Linked DNA regions of Mus musculus: region 1 is linked to region 2. Evidence: chromatin loops called from intact Hi-C (ENCODE). Cell type or tissue: left cerebral cortex. All regions are shown on one strand. Each heading gives the region's core, and the rest is flanking DNA. Links, peaks and the distances in the headings are about the cores only.

What was found. Hi-C counts contacts between places; a loop is a spot of excess contacts. Peaks named below come from ENCODE experiments on the same cell type or tissue, not always from the same donor. Only the 100,000 strongest peaks of a DNase experiment are listed, where the experiment ranks them.
Region 1: a loop joins it to region 2, with 2.3 times the contacts of the local background. A loop is called at or near these places in 1 of 42 quality-filtered maps.

Annotation. Positions count from the first base shown.
Region 1 is chr11:121,430,351-121,438,305 of GRCm38, reverse strand. It overlaps Fn3k (fructosamine 3 kinase), which reads right to left and starts at 3,353. Exons shown (of 6, transcript NM_022014.4): 1 at 3,177-3,353; 2 at 882-1,033. The coding sequence starts at 3,317. Fn3krp (fructosamine 3 kinase related protein) reads right to left here. Exons shown (of 6, transcript NM_181420.3): 6 at 7,538-7,955. In left cerebral cortex, for the core only: a CTCF peak has its summit at 3,921; DNase peaks (open chromatin) are centred at 2,611, 2,867, 3,405 and 4,193; H3K4me3 peaks cover 2,875 bases; H3K27ac peaks cover 2,968 bases.
Region 2 is chr11:121,230,939-121,238,893 of GRCm38, reverse strand. It overlaps Narf (nuclear prelamin A recognition factor), which reads right to left and starts at 1,658. Exons shown (of 11, transcript NM_026272.3): 1 at 1,543-1,658; 2 at 377-475. The coding sequence starts at 1,569. In left cerebral cortex, for the core only: CTCF peaks have their summits at 1,160 (motif pointing left), 1,641, 2,159 (motif pointing left), 3,210 and 1 weaker place; DNase peaks (open chromatin) are centred at 1,196, 1,779, 2,123 and 3,210; H3K4me3 peaks cover 1,584 bases; H3K27ac peaks cover 1,731 bases.

The DNA.
Region 1 (7,955 bases), core at 1,363-6,362, 200 kb before region 2:
TTAAAGAGAAAGTTGGCTTGGTTACTCTTGTGAAAGTTGGAGAATTAATAGAAGCTTCATTTTCAGGATCTCAGGTCTAATAAGAGAAAACCAAAAAAGTAAAGGATGGACTCCAGGGACTGGAACCGAAGAGATGCCTCATCGTTAAGAGGACCTGCAGAAGACCCAGGCTCCCAGCACCTACATGGCAGCTCAGAAACATCTGGAATTATAGTTCCAGGGGACCCAACACCCTTGTCTTGCCTCTATGGTCACCAGATATGCACATGGTGCACATACATGTGGGCATACATACATACATATACATATGTGTGTCTATATATATACATATATGGTGTATATATATATATACATATATATATATGCATATGTAATAACAATACATCTTTTAAAAAGGAACTCTTGACACATGCCCTTAATCCCAGCACTTGGAAAGCAGAGGCCAGCATGACATAGTGAGTTCCATGCTAGTCAGGACTGCATTGTGAGACCTTTAAAAAAAAAACAAAAAACAAAAAAACCTCTGGCAACTGGATTGAATTATGTAAGCAGCTCAACAGAGAATGCTCACTAGTGTTCAGTCTCTCTCTCTCTCTCTCTCTCTCCCTTGCTACCTAGTGTTCACTCTCTCTCCTCTCTCCCTCTCTATTTCTCCCCTTCTCCCTCTCTCTCCATTTCTCTCTCTCTCTCCACCTGTTTGTCTTCTCTATTTCTGTGTCTGTTTCTCTGTGTCTTGTGTCTATGTCTGTCCCTGCCTCTTTCTGTGTACAAACTCGCCTTTCTCTCTTTCTGTGCATATCTCTCTATATGTATGTCAGCCTCTCCCTATCTTTGCACATGCACATGGCTCTCTCCCTCCCCATACACACAAATGCACTCACCTGCTAAGGCTCTTCATCTTCAAGTGCTCCATCACAAAGACAGCCCCACCTCCTGGCAAGTCAATCACCTTCATGGGCTTAGGAACCCGCACCAAGCCAGTGTTGCGGAGGGCCTCCAGGCTCGCCATCTCTCCCTCAAACATCTGCCGGGCCTGCATCCAAATGCCATGAGCTCTGTCAGCTCTGCAATCCTGGACCCTCACAGGGACCTTGCTAGCCAGACCAAAGTACTCATGGCCCTTGGCACAAGCCAGAAGACCAAGTGCCTTCAATTACTGAAAAACAGCATCACCTCCATCTCTCGAGGCCAGTGTTCAAGAGAGACCCCTTCAGGTAAGAAGGAACTGAAAGGACAAGCCTGATGCCAGAATTCAAGGGGTCTAAGGGGAGACTCACACAAGCAAAGCCTTGCGGTGGAAGATGCACAGGTCACAAGGGGATGCAAGGTGGGGGTGGGGTGAGAGGAATGGGTACAAGTGAAGTGTGAACCAACAAAGTCTGAGGCTGGGACTGAGTCCTCCAAGGTATTGTTTTCCTTCATGCCTCTAAGTGGGGGCAGGCAGCCTTGGGCATGGTAGAAATTACCTGGGATCACATTTGAGTCAGAGAAGGCAGAGTGGTGAGGTTAGAAGAGCCTGGCTCCATTCTAGCAAGGACTAGAGAAGCTAGTATACCCAGCTTGTCCACAGGCCTTTTCTGGGATGCAGAGGCTTGTTTCTAAGTGACTTAGAAATACCCCCACTTATTTTTAGCAAACTTTCATATTGTTCACTATACCTTGGTTAAAAACATGCATTTTATTTACTTATTTATTTGTGGTGCTGGGAGGCTCAACCCAGGAGACTGTCCACACTAGGCAAATGCTCTACAATGAATGACATCCTCAGCCCCCCCCCCCATGCATTTATTCATGGGGTTTGTGAACACTTCTACATATAGAATCATACATTTGTAAAAATTAAAAAGTAGATGACTGTGGGTAAAAGCATTCAAGCCTGATCACCCAGCTTTGATCTCCAAAAATCCAGATGTGGTAGTGTGTTCCAGATGTGGTGGTGTGCATCTGTAATCCCAGCCCTCCTACCACATGATGGGAGACAAACAGTCAGCTGGAGTCTTTCAGGCCAGCTAGCCTAGAACAGGCCGTGTGGCAGCAGAAACAAGAAAAACCTTGCCACAAAATAAGGCCGAAGGACAGAACCAACTCCCCAAAAGTTATCCACTGACTTCTACGCACGTCATGAATATGCAAACCAGAGCTTTCACACACACACACACATACATACATACACACAAAATAAATTGGATATCGTTGATTAAAAGTGAAACTTGAAGCCAAAACATTTATTATCACACATGTAAACCATTCTTCCCCCTTAATCCCCTTTCAAGGGGAAAAGTCAGACAGGTACACTCAAATCGCCAACCTGCACTTGGGACAAAGAGGCATGTGCTGAGCAGCCTGTTGTGGAAGGGCATTTGCAAACTTCAGCCATGCTTCCAGGGTAAACCTCCAAACCAGGCCAACGCTGCACAGAAAGCAGGGAGGTGCTACCTTCACCGTCTCTAATGATACCAGGAGCATCCTAGATACTATAACCACTATCCAGAACTACTCCCCACAGAGTCCAGAACCTCTGGAGTCCTCCCCCCACAGAAGGGGAGCACCATGCTGTGCCAGCACAGCTTGCTCTCAGGGACTCTAGCTAACAGTCCTCAGTTGTCTTACAGTTTTCCATGCATTCTTTTGTTGTTGTTAGTTTGTTTTTGTTTTTGAGCCAGCTTCTCCTCATGTAGCCCAGGCTGACATGGAACTCACCATCCTCCTGTCTCAGCCTCCTAAGTACCAGAGTGATAGGGTTTAGATGTATGCCTGGCTCCATACATTCTTAAACGGGGATATCTTAAACGTCCTAGAAACCAACAGAGCCTTTGAGAACGATGGTGCTAACCTAGCCCTGGGAATCCTGTCTCTCTTCACCTGCTGGGAAAATGCAGGAGCTGAGGTCAGAGCAGAGACCAGACATGGGCAGAAGCAGCTTACCGCTAAGACTCACCTCCCCCATGGTCAGTGATTACAGAAAATTTAAAGCCCCTGTGTGGGAGCAAAAGCAAGAAAATAATCATGCAGCAAAGAGAAACCCTCTGGTCCCAAGAAGCTGCCTGCATGCAAGTGCTGGTTGACCCCTCAGCAGAGCGTTGGGTACGCCAGGTCTAGTTCCTCCACCACTTCTCAGAATCCTGCATTCCTCTTTCCCCTTCCTAGACTTTATCCTTGTATACCGGGCAGCGCACCTGTGTCCTGCGATTGACCTTGACAAACACGGGGCCACTGTCAGTGTAGTAGGCATAGCCCTCGCTGATGCAGCCCCCTCCGGAGCTCCCAAAGGCCCGCAGTGTTGTGGTGTGAAGCTGGGCGCGCAGCAGCTGCTCCATGGAGAGTTGAGGTGCAGAATGCGGTCAGGTGACGCAGAGGAGGGGGAGTCGGGGACCAGAAGGGAACACGCGCGGAGGGCGGATCAGGGGGCGGGGCGTAGCGCTGTCACAACATTGTCTGACACAGGCTTGCTGGCTCCTAGCTACCTCCGGTGCATGCTATCCCTGCATGCTCTTGGGCACCAGAGCTAGGGTGGGAGGGGGAAGAGAGCGAGGAATTTCTCTCTCCAAGGCGATTTCCACCCGGGGCTGCTGTGGGAGAAGGAGGGATGCAAAAGCTCTCGATACCCTCATTACTAAGCTCATTTCAGAATTTCTCCTCCAACAACACACCCTATAGAAACAGAACCCAGACCGGGTGGCGGGTGTTCTGTAAAGCCACGAGACAGAAAGGGAGTGTCCTCACAGAATGCACGTGAAGTCCCAGAACATCTGCACCCACCTGGGGTCTACCCTGGGCACCGTGCTCTCTGCATAACTGGGAGAATCAGGAAAGAGCGCAGAAAGATTTGGGTCAGGGCTTCTTTATCCTTGCAACACAAGGCATAGCCTAGAGACTTAGATATCCCATGGAGAAGATCTCACTGTCCAGATAAGGGTGGAGTCCTAGCCATGGGGGTGCCCTGGCTAGGCCCTAGTGGCACCTCTTAATGCCACAGGGCTGAGTGATAGAGGCTACTGTGGGAGGTGTGATAGCAGCAGCCTACTCCACCCAGGGTAGGTGGAACTCTGGATTTCAGACAGCCATGATAGGAAAGCAGCAGACATATATGCTCATGGATGCATGGGCACACACACACATACATATAAGAACACATCCACAGACTGATATAAGAGACAGCCTGTGCTAACCCTTCAGTGTTTTAGGAGAGGTTGCCTCAGATGGCAGCTCCCACCATGAGCTGCTGGTCCCTCTCTTGTACTGCAATGTCCCCAGCTGACTATAAAGGGACTAGGAAGATTAGTGGGTGGATAGATCCATTGCTGAGCTTTGAGTATGTGCCAGGGCACAAGTGAATGTCAGCTACATTCACAAATATCCTGAGAGGATGCTATAATTAGCTCCTGCCTTCTCTATGACAAAACTAAAGTATAGAGGAGTTAACTTGCCTGGGTCCCAGTGCTGAGACATAGCTCATAACATATGAAACCAAGTCTGGTTTTGGGCTCCATCCTATGAATTCTAGTCTCAGGCCCTAGCGGGATAAGACTCTTCCCAGCATGTGTCAAGAAGACCTGGCTGCACTGTGCTGCTCAATGTTTTTCTCATGGCCTGCCAGCTGACAGTTCTACAGCTGTTCCTTTATCGACCAGCCTCACACTAAGATGACGCCCAAAGCACATGAAGAGATAACATTTGCATGGGTTTTCGGTAGGCATAGCCCTCATTGAGGAGCCTATCTTAGGAGCTCTGTCATACCTCAGAGGGGCAAAGCCTGTCAGTGCTGGCCATCCCCAGGGTCCTTGTGACCTGTCATGGGCTCAGACTGAGACTGGGTTCCCTAGAGGCTCTTGAATAACTCCTGCATCTGGCAGCTATGTGGGATGATTGGAACCTGGGCACACACTCAGGCAAGGAACATTGACTGATATGGCCTCCTAATGTGGCTTGATCATTCCTAATCATGGTAGCCAGAGTGGCGGACTGCAGAGCCAGGGTTCTACCCCAACGACCTTTTCTAACCTGATTCTAAAGCCAAGTGCAGTGTCCGTGTCTTCCCTCTGTGCGGAGTCTTACACAACTCCAGGGACTGACCTAATTAGGGTAGTGAGGGAATGAAGGAAAAAACACACATGAACACACAGAAAAGCCGGGAAGGATGTCTGATGGAGAAGTTTCAAGATCCCAGAACATCAGTGTGTTTATTATTTACAGCTGAACGAGTAGGCAGGGTTGTGGTATGCAGCTAAATCAAGAGGGCGGGCTTAACTGATCTCAGTAGGAGCAGTCCCTGCGGGGATCAGTCTTCAGGCAGTAATATCTGTGAGGAAAGGAGTACAGTGGCCATTTTCTGCAGGCAGCATTGACTTCCCACTCAGATCAGAGGAAAGCTTTGTTAACTCTCTGCGTCCTCATGGATTTGGAGTCGATCTCGCAGGCTTATGTCAAACACAAACACACTCTGGCCTTCTTTGCTCCCCTCACTACTGGTTATGATTCTTCAAGGCCATGCTAAGTAAATGGACTTGACAGCATGGAAATGTCACTGCAAAGAACGGGCAGGACAGCCATCTATACGAAATGTGACTGGTGTCTCCATTTGGGGCCCTTCCTACCACTGCACCTGAACACGAAGCATTAGCACTCCATTCAGAAACTTCTTTGTAAGTGCTTGGCAAACTGACTATGGATGGGATCTCAGGTTGGTCAGACCATTCTCATTCAGACTAAGAAGGCTCCATTGCTTGCCAACTTAAGTGTTGGGAGGTTTGAGGCATGTGGGTTCTTTGTAGGTTCTGCCTTCTCTCTGGTGGGTTCTTACCTATTGTGTGTAACTGGTGTGTAAAAAGTCCCGGGGATGTATTTCAGGGGAATGTGTCACCCGTTTCTGGACAGACTGCTGGGTCATCTCAAAAGGAAAGCCTGCCCTTGGACTTTCCTTCACGCAGGCCACGGCAGATTACAAATACAGAGAGGCTCACAGAAAGAACCTGTGAGAACAGGACACCAGTGGATAGGGAGGGCTATAAAGAGGCATTGACAATTCAGAGGCAAGATGGTTGGGATACTCTCTTAAAATAGTATTGGGGTCCATTTTATGGCTGTGAATGACAATATCGTAAACAAAAACAGAAATCAAACTGGAGAGGAGGTAAAGACAGGGCTGAGGAGGACCAGGAATCCAAGGGCCACAGGAGATCCCACGCTGGTTTGAATGAAAATGCTTCCCTTAGCTCAGATGTTTGAATATTTGGTCACCGGTTGGTAGTGCTTTTTGGGTAGGTTTAGGAGATATGGCCTTGCTGGAAGAAGTAAGTCCTGGGGTGGGCTCTGAGGTAGGAAAGCTACAGGCCATTCCAGGTTCACTCTCTGTGCCTTGTGCTTACAGTTTGACATGTGAGCTCTCAACTTCCAGCTGGAGCAAGTCTGTCACCCGCTGCCACGTAGTTCCTTCCATATGGACCCTGACTCTCTAACTGTAAGCCTAAATCAAGTCTTTTTTTCTATAAATTGCCTTGGACAAGATGTTTTATCACACCAACAGAAAAGTTACTAATACAATCACCTTTCAGAGAGAGAGAGAAAGAGAGAGAGAGAATACTTCTACCTATTAATTATCACTATATAGCATTACAATGTGTGTAAGTTTTGAATGCAATTGGCCCCCATAGGCCCATACGGAGTGGCATTATTACATGTGACCTTGTTGGAGGAGTATGTCGCTGTAGAGGCAGACTTTGAGGTCTTAAGCAGCACCCAGTGGGACAGTCTCCTTCTGCTGCCTTTGGACTAAGATGTAAAACTCGTGGTTCCTCCAGCACCATGTCTGCCTGCATGCTGCCATGCTTCCTGCCTTGATGATAATTGACTGAACCTCTGAGGCTGTTAAGCTAGCCCCAGTTAAATGTTCTCCTACAAGAGTTGTTGTGGTCATGTCTCTTCACAGCAATGAAAGACTAAGTAAGACATGATGTTTTCTGGCAAACAGCTAAAATAAATGTTCAGTACATAAATGTGGAAATATACCAGTCTTAGGCATCACTGAAACAACTGCAATTTTATTCTAGTTTTTAGGCAAAAAGATTTATCAACAACAATGTCATTAATGAAATTTCCCATTTCTTCAATGTTAAAAGAGAAAAGATATTAATGCTCATATGTTGCAAAGGAATGACAATTTTAGAAAATAACATAAAACCAGGTGGTGGTGGTGGTGCATACCTTTAAACCCAGCACTCGGGAGGGAGAGGCAGGTGGATATCCAAGTTCGAGGCCAGCCTGCTCTACAGAGTGAGTTTCAGGACAGCCAGGGCTACACAGAGAAACCCTGTCTTGTAAAAAAAAAAAAAAAAAAAAAAAAAAAAAAAAAAAAAAGAAAGAAAGAAAGAAAGAGAAAAAAACAAATTAGAAAGAAAGAAAGAAAGAAAGAAAGAAAGAAAGAAAGAAAGAAAGCACAAACTTGTATAACGGAGTATTTCCAGGCTCCTAAATCGAGACCAAGTTACCCTTAAGGTTGGTAGCTTGGTTGGTCCCCAAACCAACCTCTAGACTTCTCAGCTTATAGCAGGGTCCAGAAGTGCTACATAAGCAAATGGAACGTTATTGATTTTAGAATTGGTCATTATTCAAATCTTCTCACAAGATGAGTCCATGTCCAGAAGTCTAACCATCATAAAACATCACTGTGAATCACTCAGAAATGCTGACAATGCGCAAGGAAGAGATGGGAAGTGGGCACATTGGCCACTTCCCTGCATGGTCAACACCCTTCACCACACCAACAGTCACTCACAGTTCTCTACCTTGGCAGTGGAGTGTGGCTCACTATACCTAAACTTCAGTAAGTCTGTTCTATCGCCAGTGAGGCCTAATTTAGCCAGGCAGTCTTACTATGCACACAACAGAATTTCATAACCTTTCCTCTGAGAGAACCCATACTTCACAGTTTACAGCCCACAGAATCAACTGACCGGTAC
Region 2 (7,955 bases), core at 1,070-6,069:
AACTGAACTAAACAAGCAGCTTAGTTAACTTAAACAGCAAGCTTAAAGAATCATGGAACTTGACCCTCAAGTCTGCATGCATTACAGAATGTGAGTTCCTTCCATTTTATAGAATAAGGTTTCAACACTGTACCACAATATTCCTATTTCTCAAGCAGTTCCTGGCCTGGTATGTTTGAGAAGACTCAAGACTGTCCTATACATGGCTCTTCCCACTTTTACTTCAGTCTTTCTTAGAGCAGTGAAGTGCAAGGTAGTATAAGACTGGACAGAAGAAACAACAGTAGCCACTCCACTCACACTCACGTTAGGCTGACACAAACCCGATCCACTCACGCTCACGTTAGGCTGACACAAACCCGAAGCATCTACTTGCCTCTTCACTCTCCTTGGCTGGGCTGGCCCCATCGCTTGGCTGGGCCCCATCACTGGACACATTCTCCTGGTCATCAGTTTTTGATTTTTTACTACATTCCTTTAAAAAAAAAAAAAAGGATGGGGGATGTTAGAAAGGAAAATTATTTTTCTTTTCTCTATTTTTATTTATCTATTTTTTTCCTTTTTAGATCAAGTCTTTCTACATAGTCCTGGCTGTCCTGGAACTCACCATGTAGACCAGGCTGACCTCAAATTCACAGAAAGTCTGCCTCTGCCTCCTGAGTGCTCAGATTAAGATGTGTGCTACCATATTTTTTTTTAATGAGATAGGGTCTTGATAAATTGCACTGTCTAACTTTGAGCTCCTGCCTCAGTCTCTCAAGCACTGGGATCATTGGTGTGTACCACCGAGCTCAGTCAAGAATAATTTAGTGTGATGCCAAAAACCAAAACATATCCTGAGCAGTCGATCTTACTTCTAAGAAACCCTTTCTACAAAATAAAATCATCCATACTTATAGAAGGGTACACATAAACACTCACACCCTCCATTTGTATTGTTTGTAGTAGTAATGAAGAACAGGAAGTGATCTAACGGTAATATATATAAGAACATTTAGATGTGGCTATTACACAAGATTACAGGCGATTCTCTGAAAAAAAAAAAAAACAACGTATGGAGTATTTGGATATGATACAATTCCTGTAAAAAAACAAAAAACCAAACGAGATTCCTGCACATGCATCACGTGTGAAGGCAAGTGAGGCAGCTGTCAGTCACTTCAGCCACCTAGTGGAGCAGGACAGGAGGGCCTGCCTGCCCTTTATTCCTTCTCCACTTCGTTGTATTGAAGTTTGTTGTTGTTTAAGTAGAAGAGCCGCTCAAAGCATCATTTCTAATTACTTTATTAATCGTTCACTTCCACAACAGGGTGCCGGGACTGAGATCAATCCCCGGCCCCAGAACAGTAGCTTCCACGGACAGTCCCGGCGGTGCACTCGCCTGCAGTGGACAACAGCCAGCTCGCCGCCCAGTCCTCTGCAGACAGGTGATGGCTGTCAGAGGCCGACATAACAGAGCAAGGTGCACCCGGCTGAGCCCGACCCTCACCACCGATTCCAGCCTTGGCTTTCGCCCCTAGCCCCGCCGGACGACGCACCCACCTTTCGTGTGCAGTGCTCACACTTCATCTGGAGTGGGACTGGCAGGAGGCCGACGCGCCTAAGCTGTGAGGAGTAAGGAAGACTGGAACACCGCCGCCTGCCGCCCGCTAGCGACCTGCGACCCTTTGTTGTCTTCTTGCACGGAGGCCCCGCCCCAAGGACTGTAGTAGACCAATGAGAGAGCCTAAGCAAGATGAGCCACACCCCTGAGCCAATGAAAAGAGTGCAAGGATGGTATGGCACGCTCACCCCGCCTCCGCCGCTTAAGCCAATGAGAGTGTGAGGAAGTGGCAGGTCCCTCCCAGGAGCCAATCAGAGAACGGGGGTGGAGCTTGTCCCTCGACTAGTAGTTGCCCGGCCGGGACATATCCTCCTGTCAGTTTTTGCCTGGTTAAGGACTAATGGGGAAAGTTGGCAAAGGCGGGCGTATGAGGCAGGAAGAGTGCGCTGACCGAGCGGACGAGGCCGAATCGCGGCGACCTCAGAGCGCCTTGCTCAGTGGCCGCGGCCTGGCCCGCTCAATCAAGTTAGCGTCGTAAGTTCTGCTCTACTGCGTCTCCTGGAGGGCGGAGCCGGCGCCGCCCTCTACCGCCGCCATGACCAGCCAGCGAAGCCTCACGTAGGCCGGTGCGGCACAAGTGCACATGCGCAGCAGGCTTGCTTTGCTTTATGGGCAATGCTGCTGAGTCTGGCGTGTAGATTCAAAGTAGGCTGACCTTGAATCTTGGCGAGTTAGCGCATGCCTTTAGTCCCAGAACCCAGGAGACAGAGCAAGGCAGATCTCTGAGTTCCAGGACGGCCAGTACTACACATGTACCTGTCTACAAACAAAATGACAGGTAGGATGAGCAGGCCTATTGGCAATTACCCAACACTCAGGAGGCTGAGGCAGGAAAATGATAAAATTAAAGCCAACACTGCCCTATACTGCTACACAGTGAGACCTGTCTCCAAGGCAGATTAAATGCATTATTCTTTTGTTGTGTTCCAATCCCCTGGGAAAGACCAAAGACAGACTCAATTCAAATTTAAATTAAATAAGTGCATTCTTACTCCTACCTGAAGGACAGCGGCTTTAGAGCCAAACAGCATGCTGGAAGAAGGCTAAAGGAAAGCTTTATAAAGTAGATATCATAGCTGCACACCACCTACAGAATAGGGCAAGTTACATAATATACAAAAGATGTACCTTATCTATGGAATCCACAGCTGGGCAAGAGAATCGTCCTGTGTAATAATGTACATATAACTCCCCTGGGACAGCTAAAGAAACTTACTATAGTACCAGGCATCCCTTAAAGGCCACTGACCTTTGACCTGGAATGTCAATAATAGAATGAGATTATAGGATAATGGTTTACCGAGGGAAGTGTCTCTAATAACTGAGAGCAGCCTGTTTCTGGACCAGCAGTAACAGTGCCCCCAAGTTACAGCTGGCTGTCACATCCCCAGCCCTAAATTCTCTGAATTAGCTTGTTAAATGGAGTTTGTTTTTCAGTGCCTTCTAAAAGCTGAGTTTAAACATATCATTAGAAATATAAGGGGGCTAGGGAGATGATGGCTAAGAGCACTGCCTTTCTTTCAGAGGATCAAAGTTGGTTCTTAGCACCTGTGACTGACTGGCTAGAAACTTCCCGGGCTCCAACTCGAGGGATCTAGCGCCTCTTCTGGCCACCGGAGGCAACAGACACACAGTGCATTTGCTCACATGCTGCCAAAACGCTCATAAAACAAAAAGAAATATGAATTTAGGGCCCAGTGAAACGGTTTAGTAGGTAAAGCAAGGTAAACCCCTGCAAGGTGTCCTCTCCTCCACTTGCTACTATGGATGTGCGCACACACAACATAAAGAAATAAAAATGTTAACATCATTGTGAGTTTACCTTACTTTCAGTTCACTAAAATTATTCTCAGTGATGTCGGGAGTACGGGCAGTCGCCCGAGGAGCTCCAGGTCCTATCACCAGAACCAAAACCTGTTCTGTCTCACAGCTATCTTCTGGTTCTCTTCCTCTCTCCTGTTTCATGCAATTTTCCCATGTACATGGAAAAAATATATATGTATATGTGTATGTGTGTGCATTTGTGTATATACTTGCACACATACAGATGTTGGTTCTCTCCTACCATCCTGGTTCCAAGGATCAAACTCAGAACCAACTCTAGGAGCTCAGCCATTTTGCTGATCCTCTTGATTACTAACTGCAAGGTTAGGCAAGACTAGAGAAGGGAAGACAGGAATCATAAGACTGTCTAGTTGTCTAGTTGGGGAGTTTCTTTTGTTTCTACATTCTTTGAGCTACACTCATATGAACTGTCAACACATTCTTTTTGTTCTGCACGCTTATATAGCTAAAACTGTTTTTATTCTCAAAATTCTGGTAGAAATAACTTGATATCAAGTACCCTTCACTACTGCGGAGAGCTGTGTAAAGATTACTCTTACACTTAAGAGTCTACAAATGTTCAATGACATATTATATCTGATTTGGTTATCCTGCTGGAAGCCAGTCAGACACTATGACCCACACCTTAATGCTTAGAAGCAGTAACCAAACATTAACGTCCACACCCAACTTGTGGAGTTTTATTAAGATGGAGTCTCTTGAGGCTGGAGGAATGGCTTAGCAGTTTAGAGCATTTGCCATTGCGGAGGACCTGGGTTGATTCCTGATTCTGTGTATTGGTTCCCAACATTTCCATTAACTCCTGTCTCCAGGGTATGTGACACCCTGCTTGGTTTTTGTTGTTCTTTTGGTTTTGGGGGATTTGTTTTGTTTTGGTTTGGTTTGGTTTTGAGACAGGGTTTCTGTGTGTAACCTGGCTGTCCTGGAACTCACTCTGTAGACCAGCCTGGCCTTGAAATCTGGGATCCACCTGACTCTGCCTCCCAGGTGCTGGGATTAAAGGCGTGCACCATGACTGGCTGGCAGCGACGCACTCTTTTGACCTCTGTGAGCACCAGACATACATGTGGTACACATACTACACACAGGAAAAACATTTACACACACAAAATAAAATCAAAGGCCAGCTATGGTTTTGCACTTCTTTTATCCAAGCGCTTTGGAGACAGGCGGATCCCCACGAGGTTAAGGCTTGCCTGGTTCACACAGCGAGTTCCGGACAACCCAGAACTAAAGTGAGGCCCTATCTAAAAAATAAACAAGTAAATCAAAATAGATCAAATATGTATTCTATATTGAGCCACATACACAGCCTGCAAGATGTTTTCTTAGGTCATACTGAACTCTTCAGGCATGTACTTCTTATTTATTATTTTTTCAGGGTTGTGTGACAGAACTTCCTGATTTGTCATTATGTCACAACATACACATGATCCTCATCCCAAAGAGGGAGCCCATGACAGACCACAGTATGGATCCCACCAGAATCTAACCTGGGGAAACAATGAGTTCTACTGGGTTATTTGCAGGAATATGGGTGAGGGGTTATGAGAGTCAAAGTGATTCAAAGTGCATCACAAAAGCCAACCACAGCTTGGGTGACAGCTCACAAATCTGGGACCCTGGAGCACATGCCACAGCTTACAGGTAGCTCAAGAGGTTGGAGAGTGTCTCTTTTCTAAGTGTCCCAGTTGGTCTAACCCTCTTCCAGGCAGCTGGTCTGGTCTGAGAGTTTTCTTAGCAGCTGATCTTCCTTCTGTCTGAGAGAGACTTTCAGCTTTTGTTGCTTATATGTACTTTCCTGATAAAATATTTATATTGGGGGCTGGGGAGATGGCTCAGCAGTTTAGAGCACTGGCTGTTCTTCCAGAGGACATGGGTTCAATTCCAAGCCCTCACATGGCAGCTCAAAACTGTACTCCAGTTGCAGCAATTCTGACAGCTTCACACAGAATGCATGCAGGCAAATGCCAATGAATATATAATAAATTTTAAGATGTTTATATTGCCCTGTGTTGCCATTATAGCTCTGCAAGTGGATAATTATAAACAAGTTTTGCATAACCAACACCAGTTTCTGAGAGGTACAGAAATTGTTCAGTTTCATTAAGCATAGGTGTTGGAAAAACAAACTACCTACACTGAACCAATAGAGCTTGCTTTCAATCTGCCTTCTAGACTCTCAGCTACACTCAAAGCAACGGGGTTTGCTTAGTCTCAGGCAAATGCTCTATCGCTTAGCTCAATGATTTTAGCTTACTACATAGGTACTGGGTTACATCTCCGAGAGGAAAGGCTTTCTCAATGAGAGCAGTGCAGCTGTATGCTGAGGGGGAAAGCTTTCCCCAATAGTTGCACAGCTCTGAGGGAAACCACCAATGTTGTTAAACTGTCGTTACAGTGGAAGTGTTACAGCTCTGAAAGGAGATCATTCTAGCAGTAGGGAGCCAAGGACTACCACAAAGTAACCCGACACAACAAACCTCATCAAGAGATTTGCTGTGACAGAACAAAGAGAGTGGTTGCCTATGCTTGGATGAGAAGTAGATTGGAGTTGAGCAGGAGACAGGCTTATATAGGGCTTCTTCGGGGAGGAGTTTTGCCAGGAGCCTGCCCAGGCAGTTTTTCTACAGGGCAGTCCAGCCATGGAGGAGATAAGGTGAGTGAGTGCGGAGGTGGCCAGGCAGTCTTGCCCCTGTGACTGACTGGTAATCAGGTGCTTCTTTATTTTACAGGTTTCACAGAACAAAAGACAATTTCACAAAACAATGATTATTCAGGAAGTATCGATTATATTTGATTTTTCACTTTATGTCCAGAGTTACAAGTTCAGTCACAATCAGAAAATACAAATAGAACAGATTTTATTTTTATCATCAGCCCTATAACTCCAATTTAAAGAACCTAAAGAATGTCTCCTCCAAAGCAAACACATTTATTACATGACAGCCTGCTTTTTGGCTGGCAATGTTTGCAGTTTTAAAGCACTCCAGACAAACAAAATATCTGAACTGGTCTTTTTATTAATAACAAATACTAATACCTAACTTCTTTTATTACTTCATCACCTATGCTATAAAGTAGGAAAAATTTATTTTAGTCAACCTATGTTACTTACTGAGTTAGTTCTATTCCTCCAAGGGTGTATCCTGTACAACCCCCTATCTTTAAACTTCATTTTCAGAAAGCTCTAAGCATACTGTAAAGGGAGGCCTTGAATGTAACCTATTCTCCTGGCCAGTCAGAGTTTGTCAGTTGTCTCGGTTTACCCTGCACCAATTACACTGTTTGAGTTAGCTCAGGGGGTGATACACCAAGAAGTTTCCTGCAGTAATGGTCTTATCTAATTATGTGTTTATCTGTGTTTTAATGGTCTCCAGAGCATAAGGAAGGCTTACGCATACAGCCAGATAAGGTTAATTTTAGAATTTTCCTAAGAGAGACTGGAATATAATTTTTCTCAGGAAAAGACACAAAGTGAATCATAATGCAGAAAGTCCCCAAGGATGCAGCACACAGAGACCAAGCCTCAAAGGTGACAGAATGGCAGTGATCACAGCATTCAGCTCAGCTCAGCTCAGCAGGAACTGTGTCAAGCAGCTGTGCTGGCTTTGTGACTGTCACTGTTTCCAGTCGATGTGGCTGTGCCAGAGCTTTCCAGGGTGGAGATTTCCAGGGTGGGGATTGGTGAGGTTTCAGTTCAAGCCCAGGGATTGGTGGGATTTCTAGTTTAGGGATTAGTGGTTTTCATGCTCAGGAATTGGTGGGGTTTGATAGAGTTTTCAAACCCAGAAGTCGGCTTGGATCTTTTGGCCTACAGGTACAGGCAGAGGTGTCACCTACAACAAACCTATTAGGGGAAATAAATTATTGCTAGACTGTGTGATCTCCAAAGTTAAGTGTTTTTTAAAAATTAACTAAAAGCAGCTAGATATAGTGACACACACCTTTAATCCCAGCACCTAAGAGGCAGAGGCAGGAGGACTCTGAGTTGGAGGCCTGCCTGGTCTACATAGTGAGTTCTAGTGTAACAGGGCCCCAGGCCTTAGCACAACTGACTCACGATGGAGGTACCATTCAAGCTGTAATCTCGGCACACAGCACAGTCATGGCTAACATTATGTTCATGGCTAACGCTAATGTTATGTTTACAGTTTAAAATCTCTGGGCTTTTTGAGAACTGCAAAGCAAAATTAGACTTCCAAATGTTAAGGGCTGTTAAAGGTTACTTTTTAAATTTCTGTTTCTGCTTCGGTAAATAAAGCTTGTTTTGCATAAGAGGACCTTCTGCTTGTACTAGCACAGAATGTAACTTGTGGTTTTTGCCTTTATAAACCCCTGACTGAGGTGACTGGGGACTGCATTCAGGAATTCCGAGTCCTGGGTGTAGACCTGGTGCCAGTCTATAAATAAAAGCCTCTTCTTAAACTGGGCAGTTCCCAGCACTCAAGAGACAGAGGCAGGTAGATCTCTGTGTATTTGAAGCTAGCCTGGTCTACAGAGTGAG